Regions from separate parts of the Homo sapiens genome. Here all the other regions are linked to region 1. A link is a contact called in ENCODE Hi-C or POLR2A ChIA-PET data. All regions are on one chromosome and are shown on one strand. The core of a region is the stretch at or near the end of the contact, and the rest is flanking DNA. Distances in the headings are between cores, read along the strand shown.

Region 1 (6,421 bases), core at 2,390-4,889:
GACAGCCTCCTTCTCGCTGTGCGCACTTGGGAGTAGTGGGGAAAAGAGAGGGAGAGATAAAGAGGAAGGGGATCTATCTCTGATGTCTCTTCCTCTTCTTATAAGGACAGTAGCCCTATCAATTAAGGCCTCACCCTTGTGACCTCATTTAACCTAAAGGGCCCTGTCTCCAAATACAGTCACATTGGGAATTAGGGTTTCAACATATGAATATGGGGTGGGGGGCAATGGAGGTGAGGACACAATTCAGACTATAACAGAGGCAGTTAACAAAATCCATTTTTCCAGCTGTCCCAGTGAAAAATCTCTTTGGCTTAGATTCCATCACATGCACATCTTTGAATCAATTACTGTAACCAGGGTGACGGGATATCCTAGAGATGAAAGGTAGCATCAGTTTTAAAGAATTCATATGGCTGAAAATTGAGAAAATAGAAATTATACAAAAGAATAATCAGAATTCTCTTGGTGGGAATAGGAGGAAGGAATTCATGCTAGGATGTTAGCTGTTAAATGTCTACTATATTGGGATGGTGCACTCTTTCTCTGAGAGAAGATTCCCCCTATTTAAAGAAAAAATAGTATAGCTATTAGGCTCATTCAGAGTTCAAGCTGATGCTATACATTGTTGATACAGGAGAGATCGCAGACTGGGTTTCATTATCATTATTACTATTAAACAGTCAAACCCACCTGCCTGGTACAATGATTCATTCTGATATCTAATTATCACAGTGGAAGTTGTGACAATTCAATTTCCTGATCTCTTCTCATATGGCTCCTGTTTTTCTTGTTGGATCCTTATTCTCCTCCTGTGCCATGGATTAGGACAATCCCAAAAGTCCTGCACACACCCCTCCGTTCTCTCTCAAAGCTTTTTTTCTTCATCTCGGCCATCCCCCAAGTTTCAGTGACCACAACCTTGAGTGTAACTTTCGTAACTTCATATTCCAGCCCATCCTATAAATCACAGCACTCTACAGCTTAATCTCATTCTTATTTGCAGACTCTGTGTCTCAGAGTCCTGAGCTTGTTTTTGCTTGATCCCAGCGATGACTAGCTTGCAGCTCTACTTAATAACATGAAGGAACAAGAAAGTCTAAGTCATCCTCTAAGTAAGGATTTACTGTTTATTGTTTGGTAAATGTCTCTTCCACTAAACTCTAAGTTCGTTTAATACAGAGACTATTCATTTGTAATGCCCAAAACAAATGATCATTCAATAAGTTCCTGTCAAAATATATGCAGCTTTCAATATAACGTAACAGTCTAATCCTCTCGTTTCGTCTAGAACAGTCACAATGAAGAAATGATGACAAGTTCACTACAGGAGTCTATCCCAGTTCTGAACAGCTATAATATTAGGAATTGTAACTGAGGGCCACAGAGTTGGGAGGTGGGTGTTGTTTCCCAGAATCTGAACTCCCATCCTATGCTTGGTGAATCCACTACTGTGTGAGGAGGCCAAGTCCCATCTCTCCTTACGTAAATGGAAAATAACAGATACAAGGTTGCTGTTTTTTGCTTTTTCCTGACCTTTGGTATTTAGGCCATGGTATGCGGACCTTGCCTGAGTACGGAGATCTGCATCTGGTATTGTGAATCAGAAGTTCCATTAAGTTATCTTAAAAGTAGAACCCATCTAGAATTCATTTCACTTGTGACATCTAGCGTCCAGTGGTGGTATTGGCAGTCCTGTATTCAGGCCATCCCTAAAGAATGACCTTTATTATGACATGGGGTAACCTCTAAGACTTTCCTAATGCTGTCCCCTCCCCTAGAATGCACCCCTCCTTAGCTCTGCCATCCTTCAAGGCCCTGCTTGAAGTGTCACATGCACTGGGAAGTTTTAAAGGAACATTTAGACAAAATATACCTCTCCCTTCACACAACTCCTTTAGTGTGGGGCACATACCACTTGCATAGCATTTACAGCCCTGTAAGTTCTATTTGTTTTTTAAAATCTCCTACTATATTGCGAGCATCTTCTAGGCAATAGTCGAGTTTACCACATCTCTGAATTCCTCCACTATGCCTAACACATTGCAGTCACTCAATTAATAGTTTAAAATACATATTTTTAAAATAGAATAGGAAGAAACATTAATAACATAGGGTATACCTTCTCTTGTAACAAAGGAGAAAAAATAAGTTCAGATCGATTTTAGATTACCTAATTGCAGCCAGTCATGATTGGCCTAAGCTAGAACAATCTTTTCCTGGCCCCTGAGTTAAGGAATCTTTGTTCAGTGATAGGGAAAATGGTATTTGTTTCATTTCTCCAAGAACATAGGTGTGATTACAAATGAATGAGCATCTGGTTCATTGGAGTCCCAGATAAATCTGTGAGACAACACTGTGAGCAATTTGTTGCCAATCTTAAAGCTCAGATCAACCCTTTGAGTCTGGCTTAGCTCAGGCAGAAATTGTAGTCTGCAAAAGAAACTGAGAAGAAGAGGGCAAGGAGAGTGTGGCATCCCAAGACATAAAGACTCAAATCAATGAGAGCAAGCAACTCTGTCAAATTTCACCAGAAGTGAGGACTAAATATTGACTACCGAATTTTGCAAGGTAGGAATCACTGGTAAACCTAACAAGAGCCACTTCATAGTATTGGTTGGGACCAAATCCTGGTTAAAGTGGGAAAAACAAACAAAAGAACAAAAGGTAAGAAAATGGAGATAATGGATGTAAAGATTTTTTTTCCCCAGAAATTTTGTTATAAAGAGAAGAAAACAAATGGGGTGGTTGCCGATTGGTGTCAAGGAGGATTTTTTAAAAAATGAAATCATGAAATGATTTTATGGCAATCACTGCAGCATGTTTATGAACTGATAGGGAAGATCCAATAGAGAAGAAAAAACTGAAGATGCAAAAAAGAGCAGTTAGAGCCAAGTTCTCAAATAGGCAAGAAAAGATGGGCTCGAAAGAACGACATGATTCATGTAACAGTTACTAGGACTCATCAGTGCTCATTAAATGTTATCTATTATTATTTCTGATCGCTTCAATTTTTGAATAGGCATCAGGGTTACAAAATATTATTATTAAAAACACATGCAAACAGCTTGGACTCTAAGACTGCATTCAATTCTAGTTCTACCACTTGGACAAGGCACTTTTTTTCTTCGGGCTTTTTCTCTGTAGAAAACGAGGAGTAATATCTGCCTCATAAGGCTGCGGGCTTAACTGAGATAATCTGTAAACTTTAACACATGGTGGGAACTTAAATATTAACGCCAGTATTACCACTGGTAGGGTGCATGAGATCGCACGATGGTGCCAAAGGTGTCTCTCCACCGCCCAGCCCAGCGACACTGTTCCCCTAGAAGGCATTGTCGTAAAAACAAAAAAAAAAAAAAAACGAACAAACAAAACACCAAAACACGGAAACTAAAAGCAAATACTTAAAAGACATGCAGGAAACCAGCCCAAGGAAAAATTTATGTGGAGCCACGTCTGCGCCTGCGCCTGCGCCAAGCCCACGGCGCGCCACTTGCACATGCGCAGTAGCTGTAGGAGGGGGTGGGCGCTCCATTGGGCGTTTCTCTTGGTTTTTCCTTTCCGCGCGGCTTGGGCGGACGTCTCGTGAGACGTGGGACTTCTCGCGGGAACTGCATTCAAATATCCCAGGCGCTTACTCGAGAGCTAGCTGAGCGAATGGGCCGGCGACTGTGGAGTTAGCGTCCTCAATGTGGACGCCCTGAGCTCCCATTAGGAGCCGCTGGCTGCGGCAGCAGGGGACTAGCGTGAGAGGTAGGGGCAAGGGGCCTGGTGGGAGGTGGGTGTGGAGAGCGGCAGTGGGGAGAGTCGAACAGGCCCTAAAGAAAGCTAGGGGCCGGGGTCTCGGCCGAGGCCTTTAGCTGAAACATCTCCTTCCCCGGAACCCTGGGGTCTTATACACTGGGTTCCGAGCCGGTCTTATCTTCCGCTGGACCACCTCGCCGCCCTCAGGGATTCTGGACAAATATGGAACGTTGGGTCGGTTGCCGGGTCCTCAAAATTATAACCGCCACTGGATCTGCGCTGTGCGGTACGGTAGCCTCTAGCCCGAACTAAGAAATGGTGCAGATGGGAGATACATATTGGGTTTCAGAGATAGCGCATAAGGAGTAATATCTCATTAATAATTTTTATAATGATTACATGTTGAAATGATGTTTTGAGTGTATTTGTTTAAATATGTAAATTAATTTTTCATCTTTGTTTACTTTTTAAATCATGATGGCTCCTAGAACATTTAAAATCACGTACATGACTCGCGTTATATTTCTGCTGGACAGCACTGCCCCAGCCGTGTGTCAGATTCTACCCTAATTGCTTTTCATTCGTTATCTCATTTAATCCTTTCAGTAACCGATTAGGTGGGTGTTATTGTGCTTGTTTTTATAGATGATTAAACCAGAAATTAAATAACTTGTCCAAGTTCATGCAGCCAGTGAGTAGTGGAGGCGGGGTAAGAACTCAGGCAGTTTGATTCCCAGAGTTTCCTGTGTCCCAAATGCTTTGTGTGTGCTATATTTTTGAGAAGCAGGACAGGAAAAATGGTTGCAGCACCATGGTTTCTAGGTAGATTCTAGTTCCCATCACACTTCGCGTCTTAACTTGCGGGTAACCCTAAGCAAGTTACTTAAAACTTTCTATGCCTCAGCTTGCATGTGTAAAATGAGGGAAATACCTTCAACCTCTTGAAGTTGTTGAGAAGATTGAATAAGAATGTGTATAAAGCGGCCGGGTGCGGTGGCTCACGCCTGTAATCCCAGCTACTCGGGAGGCTGAGGCAGGAGAATGGCGTGAACCCGGGAAGCGGAGCTTGCAGTGAGCCGAGATTGCGCCACTGCAGTCCGCAGTCTGGCCTGGGCGACAGAGCGAGACTCCGTCTCAAAAAAAAAAAAAAGAATGTGTATAAAGCACCAAGCACAATGTCTGTCACACATTAGTAGTTTTTAATCAACCACGGCTATCTCTCTTTGTAGATTGATAGGTTAACTCTTTCTCATCCATTAGACCTCTGCTGAAAAGTTACTTCCTCAGGAAAATTTTTTTGTCCATGTTCCCTTCTACGCGCTGCCCCCCAGATTAGGACAGCTCCCCCTTGTTACAGGCTCAGGTAGCATACATCTGTCTCTCTTGCACTTATCATACTTGTAACTTGATAGTTCAATTACTTGATTTAATGTCTTTTACTAATAGACTAGGATTCAAGAAGACAGGAATATTGTTTTAGGTTGCCATTGTGTTGTCAACACTAGCACAATGTCTCACACAATAAGAATTCCAGCAAATTTTTTGAATAAACTAAAGCAAATTTTTTTTGGCTTCTCTGGATATGCCTGGCTGGAATGTCTTGAGGTTAACCCTATTTTTATTTTGGTAGTTGAGATGACAGTATTTACTTAACTCAAGCTCATCAAGATAATTAGATGAGATAATATATTTGAAGCAGTTAGCATGGCAAATGGTAAATCCTCAACGAATGTAAGTTATTGTGAACAGTACAACATTTAGTTGGCTGGCCGTATCATGTACAGGCTTTGAAAAGGTCTTGCATTTTAGAGCAGTGACTGCCAAGCTGGGATTACCTAGAACACCTTTTTTTCTCTCTTAAACCCTGTATCTCTTCCCTTGTCTTCATTCTCAGTTAAAGACCTTGCTTCCTAATTCATTGATAAATTGAAGCAGTTAAAAGGTTACTTACACAGACTTCCACCACTGTACCTGCTTATCAGCATCTAAACTCATATACTTTGCTTAAATGAAATATCCATGCTTCTATTAAAACCAGTCTCTACATTAAACTTCATCCTGTTTATTCAGGGACATCACTAGCAATTCTCCAGTGTCTTCTAGATCATCAGTTTTTCTTCTCTCCTGGATTTATCCCATGACCTACAAACACTGTTATTTTTTTCCATCTTAAAAATAAAAAAACTTGTCCCTACTTCCTCTCCAACTGCTGCTCCGTTTATCCGTTATCCTTTGCAGCAAACCTGTGCTTGCTATCTTTATCTCCTACCATTCTCTCTTGAAGGCATTCTAGTTAGGCTTTCACCCCCACCTGGATATCAAAACTGTTCTTGTCACCAGAGACCTCCAGGAATTCAAGTTCAATGGCCAGTTCTCTGCTCTCACCTTAATTGCCTTAGCAGCAGCATCTGGCATGATTGATTACTCCCACCTCCTTAATACACTGTTTATTGCCTTCCAGGACAACACATACTCCTGGTTTTCCTTCTACCTCACTGGTCACTCCTGATTCTCCGCTGTCTTCTTCCCTACCTCATAACAGGGTTCAGTCGTTGGTCCATTTCTCTTTAAATACTTTTATCCTCTATAGACTGATAATTCTCAAATTTGCATATCCAGCCAAGATTCCTCTTCTCATATATCCAATTGCCTACTTGACATAGTTCATGTTCAA
Region 2 (6,421 bases), core at 1,333-3,832, 750 kb after region 1:
TAGCTCAGGTCCTCAACATCCCACACTCGGACCATAGCCATAGTCCACTCTGTCTATTCCTGCCACTTCCTGGACTTTCCCCAACACAGTTCCTGTGCTTAGCAGGGTGACCATCAGAAACATGCATCTCATCAACCCTTCTGTGATGGTCCATTTTCCTCTGACTAGCATCTACATTCCTTAGCCCAGCAGTACCCAGCACAGGTCAATCTTGCCAGCTTTACTTTTCCCTGTGCTCTCCTTTTGTTCCTTTCTTCAACAAATAATTATTGAGGACCTATTCTTGAGTACTATTATGAAGTGCCAATAGTAGGGTAATTGAATGCTAAACACTGAATATGCAGTAGCAATCAAGACCAGATCTTTCACACCTCTTGTCCCATCACACCAAATAGCTTGCAGTTTTTAGACTCTAAGACTGTGTTCAGCTTCTTTCCCTTTTCCTAGGCTGCAGGGAAGCTTTTAAATTCATTGATTACCTGAATAATAACCACTTATCCTTCGTGGATCAGATACAGTGTTATCTCCCATATAGAGCATTTTCTGATCACCCTCCAGCAGCAAAAATGGATCCCTTCCTCATTTCTATCCCAAATGTGCTTTTGAGATCTGATATTCCCTCAGAACACCTAATATACTTTGATGCAACTACTTGACTATTGAGAAGGTCTCCCTCATTTCAAAGCAAACATTTGGATCAAAGAGACATCATTTTATTCATCTCTACATCCTCACTGGAACCTGCCATATAGTAGACACCATACATTCATACATACGTACATTCACCAACTCATTCATCTTCATCCATCCATCCATCTACCCATCCATCCATTCATCTATCTACTCACTAATCCATCTACCTACTCACCCATCCAACCATCCATCTACTCTTTCATCCATCTACCTACCCACTTGTCCATTTAACCATCTACTCATCCATCTACCCACCCACCTGTCCATCCATCTACCATTTTATTCATTTACCTACCCATCCGTCCATCCATCCATCTACTCATCCATCTACCCATCCACCTGTCCATCTACCCACTCACTCATCCGTCTACTCACCCACCTGTTTATCCATCCATCTACCCACCCACCTATCCATCCAACAAATATTTCTGAATGTCCTCAATGTCCCAGCCATTTCTCCAGACTCTTTGGATATAGAGAAGAACAAGAAAGAAGAGGCCTCTGCTCTCACTAGCCCTACATTCTAGTGTCTGTTGCAGGGTCAGTGAGGGGTGGGTAGGGGGTCACAGACTACGGAAATAAACAAAGTAGGTGAGTGAGAAGTACTGTAAAGTAAATTAACAGAGCAATATCCCAGAGGGTACTACTTTAAAAGGAATGGTCAGGTCACCTTACAAGAAGGTGGCCTTTGTGATGAGTCCCAAATGATAAGAAAGGAAGCAGCCAAACAAAGAGAGACAGAAAGTCCTGATGTGGGAATGAGCTTTGTGTGTTTGAGGAACAGAAAAGAACAGAGTAAGCAGAGGAGAGGACAGAGATGAAGGCAGGGAAGTTAGGGAAAGTGTAAGAACTTGGAAAATACAGGAAACTCAGCAACAGCCAGACCTGATTTTGAATCCTTTCTCTAGCATTCATCTCTACACGTATGACCTTAACCAAGTCACCGCACCTTTCTTAGCCCCCATTTCCCCATCATGGAATGGGGACACAAGTACCTATGTCATTGGGCTTAGGGGAGAAAGTTCGGTAAAATGTCTGACACATGATAGATTTTGACAAACATTATTTCCTCTTCTTTTCTTGCTTTAAACATATAATGATGCTGTTACCTTAAAAGTTAGGTTATGCCATTAGAAGGCGCCTTTGTTCTTTGCTCTTGTTCTACCAAAATGAGAAAATGGCAAAAATCGCAGGGTGGGTCTCAGTTCTCCATTTTGTTAATATCCAAGTTGATATTTCCCTTTTGCGACAGTAACAACAACATGCAAACCAAAAACTGAAACAGCTTCAGTTCTGTGCCCTCAGGATCCAGCGTGGGACTCGTGAGAACCCTCCAGAGACAGCCACATTTCGAAGCAAGTGGCACAGGCTTTGCAGAAGGCACACTGGGCCCCTCTCAAAACTCAAGCAGCAAAGATGATGAGAGAGCTGCAGACTTCGGGGCGTGGAGGATGGGACTAAGCCGCAGAGTGCCTTGTCTAACATGTTTTAGGAAGCACCCTTCTCTTTCCCGACTCACATGGGGCAGCTATAATAATTCAGCTTCACGTGGCTGAATTATTTTCTGTTTTCACTTGGTTCTTTTTTTCTTCTCCTTTAAGAAAAAAAAAGTCCAAATAGGCTTTGGGCCACACTGGACTACCTAGTAAGGGGGATAGATGATCTAGATGATTTGAGAGCTGGTTTTCTGAAAAGCCAGGGAGCTCTGGTCTTGAGAAGACTCAGTAGCCAGGAAGCTGAGGAACACACACACACACACACACACACACACACACACACACAAACACACCCCTTCCTGGCTCCAGTTCCGCACCACCCCACACCCCCAACACCGGAAGTAGATTTCTCAATAGGCAGGGCTGGGTATGAGTCACAGGCAATTCCGTTTTGTTTGGGACCATGAGACCTCCCACTCCTGGGGCCAGAAGGAGTTGCTGAGAAGGAGCTGTGGTTCTGACCTTCAGGGGAATTCCCACGTCTGTATGGTGGCTCGTGAAGAGCATGGTTCCTTTTCTCAGCCCTCTTGAGGGGCGAGGATGCTGAGGACTGAAGTCGGTGGGGCTTGATGCATGTGGTGTGTGGATGGTGTGGGGAGGTGGGGAAGGAGGACTAACATGAATGGTGTGAGGTCTTTCAGAGGGGTCTTCCCAAGGTCACATAGTTGACGGGGGGTGAGTACTCACACTCGTGCAAAGGTGGGGGATAGGAAGGGAAACTGAGGCCATTAGTATTTGGCACCATAGCTGGTCTCTGAGGCTTTCAAATGTTCCCCCAGGAGGTTCAGCCTCTGTGGGGAGAAGCCAGGGGAACCCCATGGCACATCCCCAGCCCTGCCTGCTACCCGCCTCTGCCATCTCCCCTTCCCCTGGGCTATGAGGGGAGGTAATGAGACCTGTGACTCATACAGTGCTCTCCTTTTCCCTCCTATCAGCTCAGACTAAGCAGAGAAGTGGGCAGAGCTCTTTCACCAGAGGTGGAGGGGCCTGTTGGGGAGGGGACCCACCAAATCCTTGGGGGTGGTTCTCAGCTCCCCGGAGATAGGGGAGATGAGACCTCAGGAAGGCTCTGATCAGGCGTCTTCTGTTCTCTTTCCTTTCTTGGGTGGGAATGATGCTTCCCACTTTTGTGGTCCACCTGCAGGCCGCCTTTCATCCTTCTTCAAGTCACAGAGAGACAGAGAGGAGGGGACGAAGGACGAGCCATGGGGTTTTGAAAGCAGGCACAGCAGCAGGGGTGCTGCCTCCAGGGGTCTGCTCTGCCAAGAGTTCCTGTCCCAGGTGTCTACAAAAACAGTCAAACTCTATAAAATACTTGGAGATTTATTCTGAGCCAAATATGAGTGACCAATAGCCCGTGACACAGACCTCAGGAGATCCTGCCCAAGGTGGTCAGGTTACAGTTTGGTTTTATATATATTAGGGAGATACAAGAAATAAATCAATACATAGAAAATGTACGTTGGTTTGGTCCGGGAAGGCAGGACAACTCAAAGCAGAGGCTTCAAGTCATAGATACATTCAAAGATTTTCTGATTGACAATTGGTTGAAAAAGTTGTATTATCATCTAAAGACCTAGAATCAACAGAAGAGAATGTCTGGGTTAAGATGAGAGGTTGTGGAGACCAGGGTTCCCATTATGCAGAGGAAGCCCCAGGTAGCAGGCTTCAGAGAGAATAGGTTGTAAATGTTTCTTATCAGAATTAATTCTCTCCTGGAGCACGAAAAGGAAGGGGATTCTCTTCGAAATATAGATTTTCCCCACAAGAGACAGCTTTGCAGGACTATTTTGAGATACAGCAAATAAACATAACTTGGGGCAAAATACTTTGATTTTTTTTTTTCAGGGCCTGCTCTCTGTCATGTGATGCTATACTACAGCCAGGCTGGAATTTGGTGTCTTATTGCTACAAAGAATCAGCTTTGTCAATCCTAAGGTCTGTTTTAATGTTAATGCTGGTCAGTTGTGCCTGAGTTCCAAAAGGGAGCAGGAAATAATGAGGCACGTTCGACCCTCCCTTCCCACCACGGTTTGCACTAGTTTTTCAGGTTAACTTTGGAAGGCTATTGGCCGAGGCGAGGGGTCCATTCAGATGGTTGGGGGACTTAGAATTTTATTTTTGGTTTACACAGGTCACTGAGAGGCTGCCAGAGGGCCATTTTCATGACCAGAGGGATCTGTTCAACACCCTGTGGGTCCCAGCACCTATCTCAGGAAGCAGGGTGCATCTGTCCACCACCAAGTCTCAGGGTGGCTGGGTGAGCGCTCATCAGTCCCAGACAGCAGGTTGGCACAAAACGACACTGCCCACAAAACCACAGGAAGAAGAGAAACTCCGACTGTCTTTCAGCACACAGAAGACACTGTACTGGACCCGGACATTAGGCAGACACCCACGCCTGACTTTCAGGAGAAAAGAGAACATGACTAACGGATATTCTTAGTAGATGGTTTATTAGAAAAGAGAACATCTTCCAGCATGTGTCCTGGGGTGATGGGTGTGGGAAGCACTCAGTCCATAGTCCTGGTCCCTGGCTTCCCCAAGCCCAGCACCATGAATGTACAGTGGAAAGCAGAGGGTGCAGCGTCTCAGAAAGATGCTTCCACTCACAAGGATTGGAGCTCACAAGTGAGCTCCATAACCTGCAAACCAGAGAAACCTGAGACACTGCCCCTTGGCCATTTTATCAACGGAGACTTTATTGTGATTATCCCGGCAGGGGGCCGAGCTCTCCTCTCTGCAACAGGAAATGCTCTTTAGTGAAAATGCAGCATTTCTCCAAGGGTAACAAAGCTGAACGCCTGCTTAGCTTATGAACCCTCAGTTGGCCTAGGTGGTGCAAAGACCCTGCTGTTACTGCTTTGATCATCAGTACTGTGGACTGTACCAGGAGATCCCTGGGAATGTGCTCTGGGCGGAAGCAGCTTTTATCTTTGGCCCTCACCCATGCTTTATATGGTGAGGTTGGGAAAATGGCACAAGGCTTCTCCTGAACCTCAAATCAACACCCTTGCCCCATTTAGATCCTATCTGGCTGTTTCTTGCTAATATTACTGCATCACTGCACCATCTTTCCTATTTCAGCAAAGTGGAGTCATGTGTGGTTTATGGGGTAGATGGACCCCAAAACTGATAATATGAATCAAGCTATGGTGTTTACTCCCTAGGAAATGCACAATTTTTCTGGAAACCTACAGAAGCTTCAAATGCATTCGCCATGCAAAGCTAAGTCAGCAGAACAACCCGTTTGGCTTTGGAGGCTAGTTCAGTTCCGCGGACAGGGAGAAAGATGAGGCAGACTGTGGTTTTTCAGTTCCTGGAGCTTACGGAGCTCCAAAGCTCCCTCTCTTCCCACCCTGGCTGCACTGTTCTTAATTTTAGATAATACCCTGCCTTCTCGTATTGCTGCTGAGCTCCTAGCATCCTCAGTTTATCTGTCTGTGAAATGAAAAATCTAATGTTAAATTTTTTACCTATGGCATGAGAGAGATGGCTATGGCTCTTGTGAGCCTCTCTGCAGCCCCTCTTTTCCTTCAATCACCCTCTGTCTCTCCTGCCTTCTGCTTATTCTCTCTCTCCCCTCATCCCCACTTTCCCAGTGGGTCCTCTGTTCTCTTTTTTTTTTTCTTTTTAAATCTCTCTATGCCTCCAGCCGAGAAGATAAAGAGTGTACATCTTTCTGGTTAAAAAGTTTTGCTTTGCAGAAACACAGCCAATTTATGATTCTGGCCTTCCCAGCTAGGGACAGTGTTCATTTACATTTAGGACCATGAGGAGAGAGGCTTAGCTGTGTGTTTCTGAGGCCGGAGAAAATTACAGTGATATATAACAGTGCTGCACTCATAGAGGTGCTGAGCCGGGGTTGGGCTCAGGCGGCCGCTAAGCTCAGAGTGGAAAGTTTCAGAGGGGAGGCAGAAAGGAGAGGTCTATAGCTCCTCCAGATTCTAGGTATTAATTTACTAAGATATTCCTAAGCCAGAAAACAGAGACAGAAGACAAAGAGAAAGAGGGAAGAAGAGCAAGACAGAGAGTTAGAGAGAGACAAAGAGAGAGAGTTAGAGACAAAGAGAGAGTGGAGAGGAGAGAGAGCAAATATTGAAAGGAAAAGGAAAAAGAAAGAAACCTGACAGCTCATGAACTTTTTAAAAAGTTACAAATTAGATTTGAAGAGATGGGCAGAGGTTTAAGATTTCTTCATTAGGCTGGGTGTGGTGGCTCATGCCTGTAAT
Region 3 (6,421 bases), core at 2,596-5,095, 710 kb after region 1:
TTTACCAAGCTGCTGTTTCAATAATGATAATAAAAACGGCGAACAATTATCGAAAGCTTTCTGTGTGGCAGGCAGTGTACCAAGTAGTTAAACTAGTCTTCAATCATTTAACCCTCACATTTTGCAGATGGGGAATGAGAGGCACAGACAGCAAGTAACTTGCATGAGGTTCCATGGGTTTTAGGTGACAAGTTTCAGAACAGGCTTTAATGTCTCTTTCAGAAATATTCCCCTTTTAATTACAGCATAACTTATATACAGTAAGTAAAATGAGCAAATGAAAATGCAGCTTCATTTGTTTGCAGTACCTCATCCCAATCAAAATAGAGACAATCATGGATACTATTTTGCGAACTTTTTTCTCCCTCTTTGAGATAAATTGTTTAAGTCAGAACCTCAGAACCGAGTTATATAGGATCCATAGGAACGAGCATTTTTAAGATCTTGGTTATTTTCCTAGACCAATCAGCAATCATATGAGGTGCTAGTTTCAACTTGTCCTCAACAGCATAAATGTTCACATTTGAAGTATCTCTCAACTTGCTGCTTTGGGGTGGAGCATTTGAGGTTAAATGTTTCTCCTTGAGGATCCTAGGTTCTTCTCACAAGGGTGGGCCTCATGGTTTGTGGCAGCCTTCTTTTGGAGCACATTTTAAGCCATATTTTTATCTTATAGCTAGCAAATCCAAAGAATAAATACAATTGTTATGAAATCTTAGCTTGGAAGGGTGGGATGATTATCACACTCAGAAAGCTGACTTAGAAGTTGATATTGAAAGCACATCCCATCTATGGAGCCCTGGTATCCCCTTTATCTACAGGCAGTGGGGGGTAAGTGGTTCTTGGAAGAGTCAACTGCCTTTAATTCATCATTCTCACTGTTATCATTATGAGATAAACCAGATGATTTTGAAGAGTGCTAACTTTGTGTCTAGATCAGCAGAGAGTCCTGCAGACTGGGACCCAGGCATTTGATTCTGCTCCAGCAAGATCTAGGCTTGTGGACCTCAAATCTGTATTTTTAAGGAGCACCCTAGACGATTCCTATGGCATCCAGCATTGGTAGGCACTGGTCCAGAAAAGTTACCTGGATTTGTAGTAAGGAAGACTGAGGCCTCTAGAGGGAAAGAGGCTGGTCTAAGGTCACACAGTGAGCTGGGATACCAGCTGGGACCCCACCTGGGATTAGGACACACAGCTCTGAGCCAGTGCCTCTCCACTGCACGACCCAAGGATGTTCTCCTGCAAGTCAAAAGGAATTGGAGAGATTGAACAAATATGTAACATGGTCTCTGTCCTCAGGAGCTTATATTCCAGACACAGGACGAGGTACCCATGTCAGAGACAAGAAGACGCAAAGTCCCACCAGTCTGCATGGGTGTCCCCAGCTAGGAGCCAGTTAATAGAGAAGGTAAAAGGGCAGAAGGAACACGCATTAGGATCCATTTGTCTGCTGAGTGCCTTGCACACATCATTTGCTTTAATCCTCACAACCAACCCATTGGGTTAGTTACTGTTCATATCTCTATTTCACTGATGAGGAAGTTGAGGCACAGAGAGGCAAAGCAACTACAGGAAAGTCGCCAAGCTAGCAGGTGGCAGAGCCAGGGTAAAGTGTGTCCGACCTCAGAGCTGAGTCGAGAGCTGTCTCCAAGGGAGGCCTGACCCCACTACTTGGGTAGAGTTTGCATCTGCAGATCAATTCTTTACATGTCATGTTTGACAGCTAAGATCCATTCCCAAATGACTCTGCGGTCCATTCGTTTGGTAGTTTCTTTCAGGGGGCTGAGGTACTCAGAATCTGAAGGGTTTCTATCCAAGTCTGTGGAGGGACTAGAACTTCCAGGATCACAGATTTGCCTCAGTCTCCTAGTTTCTTCCCTCAGTCCATTTATGGCAGAAGAAGGAACCTGCCTGGGTGCTGTAGATTTGTCCTGGGGTCTGAGATCTCCAGGAAGAAAACTCTCCCTTCCCCCAGCTCAGGCAGTGAGGTCTTCCTGTACCATCCCTGACCCGTGGTCCATCTCCCTGTACTGATGGGAGTTTTAGGGATCAATTCTCTGTTGCTCAATTGGATTGTATAATTCTCCTGGTCACACCTGAATGTTAGGCCTATCTGTGCCTCTCAGCCCGTCCCAAGTCTTTCTCTTCATAATTCTCAATTCCTTTCTTTTTCCCTTATCAAGGTAACATGCCACTTTATTCCCTCTTGGCAAATTTTACCTTGTTGCCCTATCTTATTTGGTCTATATTTGAGCAAGATATTTAGAAACATCCTTCAAAAAACCAGTTGCGCAACAATATTTGCTGAAATCTAAGTTTATTATGACCTTGCAGAAGGAAAATAACAGAAATGAAAGCACAAAATATGGCAAAAAACAGGATCTGTGAACTGTACCCCTACCATACCACACCTAGTTCAACATGTTCTCATTTTCTTCTTCAGGTTGGGGGAGAACAGCTGTGACTATAAATGCCTCGGAAATGCATAGACCCCAGGTTTGGCTATACGTCCTAGGGAACCTCGTCTACCCTCTTGAATCTCAATTTCCCCAGGAAAAACACGAAGCTGAATTAGATGACTTCTACCATCTTAGCTTTACAATCTCATCTTTATGACAGTCTGGAATATCAACAGAATCCGATGCCAGCCTGCAGGGATGAGGGTGTTAGAAGCTTAACCGTCTCGCACAAGTCATCTTACCACATGGTCAGGGTAGAGGGACTATAACTAAGTCATGTGGCTTGAGATCTGCCCAAGCAGATGCGTTGTCCCCTTCTGCCAATGACCAAGCACAGGGATCCTTCAACCTTTCCTCTAAGTCCAGAAGATAAGACAGCAACGCTCTGGTCCCAGCACCGCCACAAGCCTCTTTTCCTCTAGGGGCCTCAGTTTTCATAGCTATAAATTGGGGCTCACATCAGTTTTCTGTCCTGCTTCACAAGACTCTCATAAGGCTCCAAGGAGACTGCCCCAGGCGGGAGCTTGAGGACCCCCCTTAGGGTCGTGAGCAGTGAAAGCCCAAATGCTGTGTCTGGCACTGCTCATCATAGTCCTCTATCCAGCCCTCCCACCCTGCCTATTCTTTCTCCTGCCTCCAGGACACCACGTCTCCCCTTTCTAGTAAGTAGCGTTGATCTCATTAGCAGTTACAACAGTTCTCTGCATCTCAGAGCATGGACTTTAAAACCAGATAGGTGTGGCTTGAGTCTTGCCTCTATCACATGTAGTCCCTAGGGCTTCGGACCATTTCACTTCCCTGAGCTGATTTTGCAGCTGAGTCAAGGGGATAACAATGCTGACCTCACAACATAGTAGGGAGCGCTAAATGGGACAGTGCCTGTGAGACACCGAATTCAAACCCTAGCACATAATAGGCACATACTCATTTGAGGGCTTCTGCTCCCATCCTTCTCTCCGGAACTCATGGTCAGGAAAACTCAGCGGTCTATATGGCGCTCACTCAACCAGTAAAGTTGCCATAGGGTTCCATTGCTATCTTATACACCTCCCACATTCTGCCCCAATTCCATCGTCAAGCCTCAGCTCAGCCCACCAAGGGCACTAGCATCATGACCATTCACACAAGAGCAAGGCTTACCTTCTTGAAATAGTCAGCAAGGCTGTCGGGGTCCCAGCCCAGGACCTCTGAGCGAAAGGGCACATTCCTCAGTGCCATGGCTGCTCTCCCGGGAAGAAGCTCACAAGCTGAGCATGGGCGCTTCACCCATGGGCAGAGAAGCTCAAATCCAGAGCTCGGAGGCGTTCTTGGCTCTTCCAACTCCCAGCTACCCTGTGGAACACCCCTGTTGGAGCCGATGTCTTTTCTGGCGTAGCCAGATCCCAGAAAGCAACGGCTTCCTCTGCGAACAAATATGGTCTCTTCTCAGAAAACGACTCAGCTAGTTTCCTTTACCACTTCCTCTGCTGGGCTCTAAATAAGTAAACAAGGAAGCCCAGCTCTGGAGGCTTGAGATGCAGAGAGAGCCACAGGGTTGGTAATTCCCCACTGGCTCCAGTCACCCCAACCCAGTAGGAGAGGCAATGAAGGGGTCTTAAACTCCAATGTGAGTCTGAGTAATTTTCCTTTAAACTCTGGGCACCCATATGTCTACACTGCATTCTTGCTCAGCTGGGGCTTTGCAGACCAAAATCTATCCTGACGGTTGACCTGAAATACAGACAATTTCCCACATCAGTGAACTGCTGGAGCATGTTTTTTTAATGCTTTCCAACCACTTTCCCCTCCCACCATCAAAGACTGGGATTCTTTCAGCTGCCTCTTTACAGTTGTCATGAGAGGGTCCTCAAGGAGTGAGTGAGTCAGGCACCCAGGGCTGAACAAGGTGCTACACTGTGCAGACAGGGCTCAGTTTCTGATATGACTATTTCTGTGCTATGCAACCTTAGGCAAGGAGTTAAAAGCTGGGAATCTCAGTTTCCAAATCTGTATAATAGGAAAACAGTGATTCTTCATATGCACATAAAACTTAGATGCATTCAACTAGACAAACCTAAAAAGAAAAATTAAAAAGAAAAAAAACTTAACAATTGCTATTGGTAGTGTCATATATTCCATTCACTATTGTTTCCACAATATATTTTATTCACTATTGATTCTGCCATATATTCTAGCCAAAGAGCACATTCCCTGGAGATAGGAGGTGAGAATTTGCTGTTTTCTTAGTTTCAGACATTGTTCATTTCTCATAACTGAACAACTTATTGGCAGAGGGTGAGTCCAGTGTATAAAAGCAACTATATTTGTGCAATAAGGCAACCTCTAAACACAAGTTACTACTTCATCTAATGCCACACACACACACACACACACACACACACACACACGAGTCATCTGTTCCAAGGCTGTTGCCTTTACTAAGTGATGCTATGTTGGTCCTTGAGGTGGTGCCTTCCTGAGGGTTTTCAAGCATAGCTTTGGCCATGCACAGTTTTCTTCTTATACACACTCTGAGGAGCCCCGCCGTCACGGTAATGCACCTGCCTCACAAGCTGGTGGGCAGCTTAAATGAAATACACATTTTGCTCCAGGCCCAGCACTAGCTCATCAATGTGAGCTGGTGTTAGCCTCACCTTAGAAGGTGCTGAGGGCATCAGTGAAGGTAGCCCAGGCCATTTGCTCCTTGCAGGGCCTCACACCTAAGAACTCTTTTCTTTTCTCTCTTTCTTTCTTTCTTTCTTTTTTTTTTTTTTTTTTTATTGAGACGGAGTTTCGCTCTTGTTGCCCGGGCTGGAGTGCAATGGTGCCATCTCGGCTCACTGCAACCTCCGCTGCCTCCCAGGTTCAAGCGATTCTCTTTCCTCAGCCTCCCGAGTAGCTGGGATTACAGGCATGCACCACCACGCCCAGCTAATTTTGTATTTTTAGTAAAGACGGGGTTTATCCCTGTTGGCCAGGCTGGCCTGGAACTCCCAACCTCAGGTGATCTGCCCGCCTAGGCCTTCCAAAGTGTTGGGATTACAGGCGTGAGCCATTGTGCCTGGGCCGCACCTAAGAGCTCTTTGTAGCTGATCATTCTGTATAAAGCACAGCTCTGCTGTACAAAAGCTCCATCACGGGTGAGAGGTCACCTGGTCTTTCAAATCACTAGCATAGCAGTGAACAATAAAAAGCCATTTGAAGAGAAAGAGAGAGAGAAATCACTTTGAAGTAGAGTAAGCACAGAAGATGTCATGGAATTAACTGGGATTTAAGCAGGGCCGTGGAGGATGGAGTAAAAGGGAGGGCATTCCTGACGTGGATCAATCAATCTCTCTCTCGCTATCTCTCAAAACACATGCCACCTATGAAAAGGAACATTCCAGATCATCCTTAAAAGTAGAAGCAATTTTACTTTATTTTATTTTAATTTCTCCTTTTTATTTGCTTTTGTTTTATGTTTAGAGATGGGGCCTCCCTCTATTGCCCAGCCTGGAACGCAGTGGCACAATTATAGCTTACTATAGCCTCGAACTCCTGGGATCAAGTGATCCTCTCACCTCAGCCTCCCAAGTGGCTGGGAGTACAGGCATGCACCACCATGCTCGGCTAATTTTTTTATTTTTACTCTTTTGTGGAGATGGAGTCTTGCTTTGTTTTCCAGGCTGTTCTTGAACTCTTGGTCTCAAGCGACCCTCCCATCTTGGCATTACAAAGCGCTGGGATTATAGGTGTAAGCCACCAAGACTGGCCTAATTTTCTTAATGATGTTCACCCCACTCAGGATAAGAAAAATCTACAAAAAAGCAGTTGTAATGAAGGTATCACTAAATATTAGGCTCCTTTAGAAAGAATTATCCAATTAATGTGGCCAAGATGGAGGATCCATGGAGCTCATTTAGAAGACAGACAAAGCAGCTAAGAAACCTGGATGACAATAATGGTGACTTTGAGAAACATAAAGAGACACGATGCCTTGA
Region 4 (6,421 bases), core at 1,653-4,152, 690 kb after region 1:
TCCTCTCTTCGTTCTTGTTGATTTCCTGACTTAACTTACTGAGAATCCTGCAAGATAAAGAGACAGATGAAGAGATAAAACCATCACTCAGTCTCAACCTTCCCCCTGACCCTTGATATCCCCTGGTCTATAGAAACTTGGGGCACCAGGGCCAACTTTGGCCAGGCTCCTCTTTGTCACCTCTGCAGGGACCCTCTGCTCTTCACTTCCTCCCAGAACTTGCCATCTTATTCCCCGGGCCAGACCTTCCTCCTGCCCAGGAAGCCCTCTCTCCTCCTTGCTGATCTGTGTCTGGCTGAGCCTTCCAAGTCCAGCTCAGAGCTCCCCCTTAAAGACTTGTCAGCTCACACCTGGCTTTCCCTCCAAAAATCAGGAGCCTTAGGATCTGGATACGATAGCTGTGTATTTTCTTGTCTTACTATTCCTGGGGCTGAGGTCCCCTGGCTTTTGCATGACCTGGCAGTGCTGTCTTGTTCCTAAGAATCTTCAGACCATCATCTAGACCCACAGGAATCAGCTGCTCCTTGGAGATTTCTTATCACAACCTCTAGTGGGCTGTTCTGTGGCCTGCCTTCTCCTTCCATCTTCCCCTCCCAGACTCCCACTTGGTGATGCGGATTCTTATAAAAGTTTGGGGAGGTATTCTCTATAAAGGCAGGGGTTGCAGAATGAGAGACTCCCTGAATCACTCATGCCCTTGAGGCCAGCTTTGACCAAGACACTTGAAGATACTCTTAGTCCCTGGGTTCCTTCATGTCAGAACTAGCAAATCCCCAAATCCCAGGATGGAGCTGGGGGAGCTGGGGCAGGAGGGCTTTGCCGACAGAACCATATCTCCAGCATGCCCTAGCAACAAGCATCCATTCCAATCTCTCAGATATCCAGAACTCGAGACTGCAGCCCCACTTAGTACCCACTGATGAGACCAGCGAGACCCTTAGTAGTCAATAGGCTTAGTGTTTCCTCGAGATTTGGGGCAACTGGAAGGAACCTCAGATTATCAGTCCAATTTCATTTTACAGAGGAGATGGCAGATGGCGGATCATGAAGTCAAGAGATCGAGACCATCCTGGCCAACATGGTGAAACCCCGTCTCTACTAAAAATACAAAAAAAAGCTGGGCATGGTGGCACGTGCCTGTGGTCCCAGCTACTTGGGAGACTGAGGCAGAAGAATCACTTGAACCTGGGAGGTGGAGGTTGCAGTGAGCCGAGATCACACCACTGCACTCCAGCCTGGTGACAGAGGGAGACTCCATCTTAAAAAAAAAAAAAAAAAAAAAAAGGGAGTAGCTTGAAGCCACATAGTAGTTAGTGGTAAAGGCCACCCCTTTTCCCACAACTCACACCAGCACCACAAGCTAGCCTTTCTAATTTCCAAGCCAGTGCCCTTTCAACGCACACACCCCTGTGTCAGTTCCCTTTCTGCTGCAAGCTCTCTGGAGGCAGATACTGTTGAGTCCCTGGCCTGCCTATGAGAACGGCTCATGATCTCTATTTCTTCTGCTTAATGACCATCTCGAAGTAACAAGTTTAGCCTAAAATAAACTTGCTAAGTTAGCAAAGGAAGTCCTTAGCAGCCACCATTTCTCGATTCCTCCATCACCTCCCCTGCCCCTCAACTCCCTCATTTCTCCCAAGATATGGGCTCCAGGCTGGGCGCGGTGGCTCACGCCTATAATCCTAGCACTTTGGGAGGCTGAGGTGAGCAGATCACTGAGGTCAGGAGTTCGAGACCAGCCTGGCCAACATGGTGAAACCCCGTCTCTACTAAAACTACAAAAATTAGTCAGGCATGGTGCACGCCTGTAATCCCAGCTACTCAGGAGGCTGAGGCAGGAGAACCACTTGAACCTGGGAGTCAGAGGTTGCAGTGAGCTGAGATCACGCCACTGCACTCCAGCCTGGGGACAGGAGCAAAACTTCGTCTCAAAAAAAAAAAAAAAAAAAAGAAAGAAATGGTATCCAAACCTCCTACCTCATTAGAGCAATGGGATAAACAAATTTTGATAAACACACTGGTACTTAAGAGGAAAGAGAAGGAGGAAGGGGAGGGAAAGGTTTACTCTCTGTAATAATATTGTTGACAACTCCAGGCTTTTGTGACTGGGCAGAGAGAGCGAGGCTTTAAGAGCAGCAGCGGGGGCTTCCTAGTTGCCTCCTGACCATGCCGTCAGAATGCTTGTGACATGGTTCTTTTTGGTTCCCTTAAGTGGTTGTTTCAAGAAGACGATGGGCATGTGGGATAAAAGGACTCCTACAGAGCTGGCAAGGGAGCCCCGTTAGTGTCCTGTGTCCTGGCCGTGTCAGGTGGTGCTGGCTGCAGCAGCCACTCCCATTCTGTCACCTGTTTATTCAACAATGTGCACTGAGGGCCTTCTAAGTGCTGGGAACTTAGAAGTGCTCAAGGTGCATCAATGAGCAAAACAAAGATCCCTGCTAGTGGAGAGGAAACTTTAAGGAGGTGAAATGTGCTGCATATGCACCATGCACATGCAGAGTGGGGGGCTGGGGAGGGGGATGGGAGTGCAGGGGGGGGCTGGGGGGGATGGGAGTGCAGGGGTGGGGGCTGGCGAGGGGGATGGGAGTGCAGGGGTTGGGGGCGGGGGGGATGGGAGTGCAGGGGTGGGGGGCTGGGGGGATGGGAGTGCAGGGGTGGGGGGCTGGTGAGGGGGATGGGAGTGCAGGGGTGGGGGGCTGGGGGGGATGGGAGTGCAGGGGTGGGATGCGGTTGCCATTTAAAATGATCAGGCCTCACTGAAGAGGTGACATTTCAGTAATGACTTGAGCGAGGTGGGACTGAGGCTCACCTCAACGCCCTCCTCCTACAGAGTTTGACAGGGCTCTGACCAGCTCACAAGGCTGCTTTGGATCTTGAAAGAACCTCCTGCTCTCTGCGGTGTTGCCTCTCACCAGTATCTCTAGCAGCCAGGCTGGAGGCTGCCGGGGCTCGAATTGGGTGAGGAAGGAAATGTCAAACCGCAGGCCTCAGCAGAGGAGCAGCAAAGAGCTGAGTGGGGGCAGAACAGGTCCTGGCAGTTGGCTTGCAGCAAAGTGTGGGCTCCCAGGGTCCTCCTGCTTTAAGGGGCTACAGAAAGCACCTTCCAAGCCTGTGGGACCACTGCCAGGGTCTGGTGGACGGTGCAACAGTGATGGTGGGCATAGCAGGGAGGTGGTTGCTATGGCTATTGCTAGGTGCAAACCTTCAAATTACACCCTACCCCCAGAGGACCAAGTGACAGTGAGTGGAGGGAGGTGACTCATTCTCCCTTCACCCCATAAACCCCTGGCCTCGCTCAGGACCAGAGCAAGAAGTGATGGGGGCTGGGCAGCCATAGACAGCAGTCCTCTCTGCTTGCCTTTGTTTAAGGGACTAGCTGGCCCTGGAAATGGGCTGAACCTCCCCACAGGAAGCCAGGCCCGTGTAGGAAGGCAGCATTCTACAATGACCTAGGTTCCAGCCCAGCTGCATCCCTAACTTACAGCATGGTGGGGGCCAGTCTTCATCTTCTCAGTCTAAGGTCTCTCCTGGTAATGTACAAGGTACAGGGCCTGCAGGCACAGACAGTCTAACTACAATGTCTGGCCCCAAGGGTGGCGCCCACTGTGTGATCTCAGACAAGGCAGCTGCCCTCACTTGGCCCCAGATTCCTTATCAGCACAATACAGGGGTTAAACCTGATTAGGGAATCCCTGATGGGCCTGATCATCATGATTACTTAGCTGTACCTGTTGCAAACACTGATCACCAGGCCCAGCCTAGACCTACCTGAACGGACTCTCTGAGGAGAAGCCTGAGGCTCAGTGACATCAACCGGCCCCCACGTGATTTTTATTATCATCCAAAAAGCTTGTGAAATAAATCCTGCTATTCTTGACACTGATGAAATTGTTTGTTTGTTTGCTTGTTTTAAAAAAGGAGGAGAAGGAAAGGCAGGAGAAGGAACTTTGTGATTATGAAGGGAGTGAAACAGGAGAGTGGGGGTATGCGGGGCCTTAGCTGGCCTCTGATGTAGCCCTTTAATTCTCCCCACACTTGAACAACAGTGAAGGAAGCCCTACTAGTGGGTCTAGAAATCAACTTTGCTGATGACACAAGAGGAAAGAAACTATACAAGAAAAGAAGGCTGCCAGGCAGGTGGAAAAGGAGGGAGAGAGAGAGGGGGGAAGGGAAGGGAAGGGGAAGGGGTATAGAATAGAAAATATCAGTGCACAAAGCATGCAGTAGGAATAGGCATTGTCCTGTGAAAATTCCATCTTTGTTTCCTCTACTGTGGCACGTGTAGCTGTGTACTGGCTTATGATGTAGAGCGCATTCTTGCCACAGCTCACATAGTAAGAGCTTTGGCCAACTTCTGACCAAAGCCCTCCCACAGTGGGAGCCTTATTCCCTGGGCTCAGATTTCAGACTGCCTGCTGATCCCTCCTGGGACAAGGCTCCCGGCTCCTGGGTAGGGCAGATGCCTCTCCCCCTGTGCTGTTCTCTCAGTGGGACCCTGGAACTCTCCTTCTCCTCCCCACCCCTCCTCCCTGCACACATTCCCACTCTCAGCCCTGCTCTCGCTCTGCATTCCAATCCTCCTTCCAAGGAACAAAGTGTTCTTTCCGTCTTTAAAGACCAGCCCCCTTGAACCAAGAGCCAAACCTTCTAAATTCTATCCTTGTCACCTGAGAAGCCGGGGGCAGCCAGATGTTTTAAGACTCAGGAAGGAGCCTTTCACCATCACCTGAGGCCTCGGTCGAGAGTGTAAGAGTAGGACATAATAATTTGAGGACACAGTGTTCTCCTTACTTGTCACCCATGTCCCCTACCCCTGTAGTTTTACATGGAGTGTTTTCCTGGTGCCTCACGATCATTTTCCTGGTAGACAAGTATAATTATTCTCATTTTTACAAATAAAAAAGGCAGGGCTGGCCAGGTGTGGTGGCTCATGCCTGTAATCCCAGCACTTTGGGAGGCTGAGGCAGGTGGTTCACTTGAGGTCAGGAGTTCGAGACCAGCCTGGCCAACATGGCAAAACCCCATCTCTGCTAACAATACAAAAATTAGCCAGGCATGGTGATGCCTGTAATCCCAGCTACTCGGGAGGCCGAGGCAGGAGAATCGCTTGAACCCAGGAGGCGGAGGTTGCAGTGAGCCAAGATTGCGCCACTGCACTCCAGTCTGGGCAACAAGAGTGAAACTCCAACTCAAAAATAAAAATAATAATAATAATAGGCAAGGCTCTGAGGGAGGCATCTGTCTAAAGGCACGTGACCAGCATTTATGGGGAGAGGAGGCTTCACGTCGAGTGCTGTGGGCTTGCACTGGAAGAGAAGAAGGGACAGCCAAGGGAGGCACCTTTCCTGTGGCAGGGCCCTTGAGGACTGACAAGAGCTGGGTCCCTGGACGGCAATTAGCCACTGAATGGGACAGGGGAGGACCATGTTGGAGAGAGGCCCTGTTTTGGTTTTGCTGGGGTCTGGCCATATTTCTTTTTTTTTTGAGACGGAGTCTTGCTCTGTCCCCCAGGCTGGAGTGCAGTGCCACGATCTTGGCTCACTGCAAGTTCTGCCTCCCGGGTTCACGCCATTCTCCTGCCTCAGCCTCCCGAGTAGCTGGGACTACAGGTGCCTGCCACCACACTCGGCTAATTGTTTTGTATTTTTAGTAGAAACAGCGTTTCACTGTGTTAGCCAGGATGGTCTCGATCTCCTGACCTTGTGATCCGCCCGCCTTGGCCTCCCAAAGTGCTGGGATTACAGGCATTTGAGTGGCCACATTCTTTAACAGGCATGAGAATGTTCCTTTCGCCTCTGCGTCCCTTCCTCCACACCTTTCCTGTCTTCTCTGTCTCAGGTAGAGAAATAGGTACAAAGGAGATGCCTCAGTACGTTGTTTCTGCCATTAGACTCACAGCCTTACAGGAAGACAGACAAATATTTCTGCATTACTTCTCAGCTTGAGTCTTAGGTTTTCCCAGCCTAATTGCACCATTGGTAATGGCTACAGGGATAACCAGCAGAAAGAGCATCATCCAATACCTAATTGCTGCCTGCACCACCCACCCCGTCACTCTCTTCTCCGTAAAGTTACACTGTGCATTTAAATATAAAACTTATAACATCCCATCCTTTAATGAACTTCAAATAGGCACCAGCAGATTTGAACGTGTATTCGTGTATTCTATCGATTTAACCAGACCGTTGTCAGCTGTACCATGAGGGCCAACCTAGGCCCTATAAAGGGAGCCTTCATTTTTTTTCTTTAAAAATCCTCCACCTTTACAATGTTGCAGGTGTCTTGGGATCAACCATGTCCTGAGAGAGTGACTGCATTTTCAGGCTGAGAGAGCCTTCCTTACCACAACTTACCTTCTTAAAAATCTATTTAATACTTATATTGTAAACGTCAGGGAAGGAAATAGAGACATTCAGAAGAG

Evidence for each region. Hi-C counts contacts between places; a loop is a spot of excess contacts on that map. ChIA-PET counts read pairs that join two places held with the same protein, here RNA polymerase II (POLR2A). Pooled maps may share reads with other maps.
Region 2: a loop to region 1 is called in a map of CD8-positive, alpha-beta T cell, with 12 times the contacts of the local background. The contact joins the promoter of LINC01366 here to the promoter of SPDL1 in region 1. A Hi-C loop is called at or near these places in 4 of 168 maps with a recorded cell type or tissue (B cell, CD8-positive, alpha-beta T cell and naive thymus-derived CD4-positive, alpha-beta T cell), 2 of 37 single-sample maps with no recorded cell type and 9 of 50 pooled maps. POLR2A ChIA-PET finds 5 or more read pairs at or near these places in 1 of 52 experiments (OCI-LY7).
Region 3: a pooled map shows a loop between it and region 1 (6-fold over the local background). The contact joins the promoter of LCP2 here to the promoter of SPDL1 in region 1. A Hi-C loop is called at or near these places in 1 of 37 single-sample maps with no recorded cell type and 7 of 50 pooled maps. POLR2A ChIA-PET finds 5 or more read pairs at or near these places in 1 of 52 experiments (naive thymus-derived CD8-positive, alpha-beta T cell).
Region 4: a pooled map shows a loop between it and region 1 (5-fold over the local background). The contact joins the enhancer-like site here to the promoter of SPDL1 in region 1. A Hi-C loop is called at or near these places in 1 of 168 maps with a recorded cell type or tissue (naive thymus-derived CD4-positive, alpha-beta T cell), 1 of 37 single-sample maps with no recorded cell type and 8 of 50 pooled maps. POLR2A ChIA-PET finds 5 or more read pairs at or near these places in 1 of 52 experiments (naive thymus-derived CD8-positive, alpha-beta T cell).

The regions. Positions count from the first base shown.
Region 1 is chr5:169,580,134-169,586,554 of GRCh38, forward strand. SPDL1 (spindle apparatus coiled-coil protein 1) reads left to right here and starts at 3,640. Exons shown (of 12, transcript NM_017785.5): 1 at 3,640-3,756. LOC105377714 (a long non-coding RNA gene) reads right to left here and starts at 3,528. Exons shown (of 3, transcript XR_941200.3): 1 at 3,250-3,528. RefSeq lists an enhancer at 3,267-4,267.
Region 2 is chr5:170,328,811-170,335,231 of GRCh38, forward strand. LINC01366 (long intergenic non-protein coding RNA 1366) reads left to right here and starts at 2,583. Exons shown (of 2, transcript NR_108025.1): 1 at 2,583-2,767; 2 at 4,324-6,290. RefSeq lists enhancers at 1,886-3,085, 2,650-2,819, 3,885-4,734, 4,651-4,700, 4,735-5,582.
Region 3 is chr5:170,293,932-170,300,352 of GRCh38, forward strand. It overlaps LCP2 (lymphocyte cytosolic protein 2), which reads right to left and starts at 3,846. Exons shown (of 21, transcript NM_005565.5): 1 at 3,603-3,846. The coding sequence starts at 3,680. RefSeq lists an enhancer at 2,949-3,028.
Region 4 is chr5:170,275,814-170,282,234 of GRCh38, forward strand. LCP2 (lymphocyte cytosolic protein 2) reads right to left here. Exons shown (of 21, transcript NM_005565.5): 4 at 1-47. Among named protein-coding and RNA genes, the nearest start is that of LCP2, 19 kb to the right of the region's middle. RefSeq lists a silencer at 1,258-1,307. Within about 2 kb of position 2,903, at least 19 of the 41 ENCODE cell types and tissues checked have a DNase peak (open chromatin) inside an H3K27ac peak, as active enhancers do.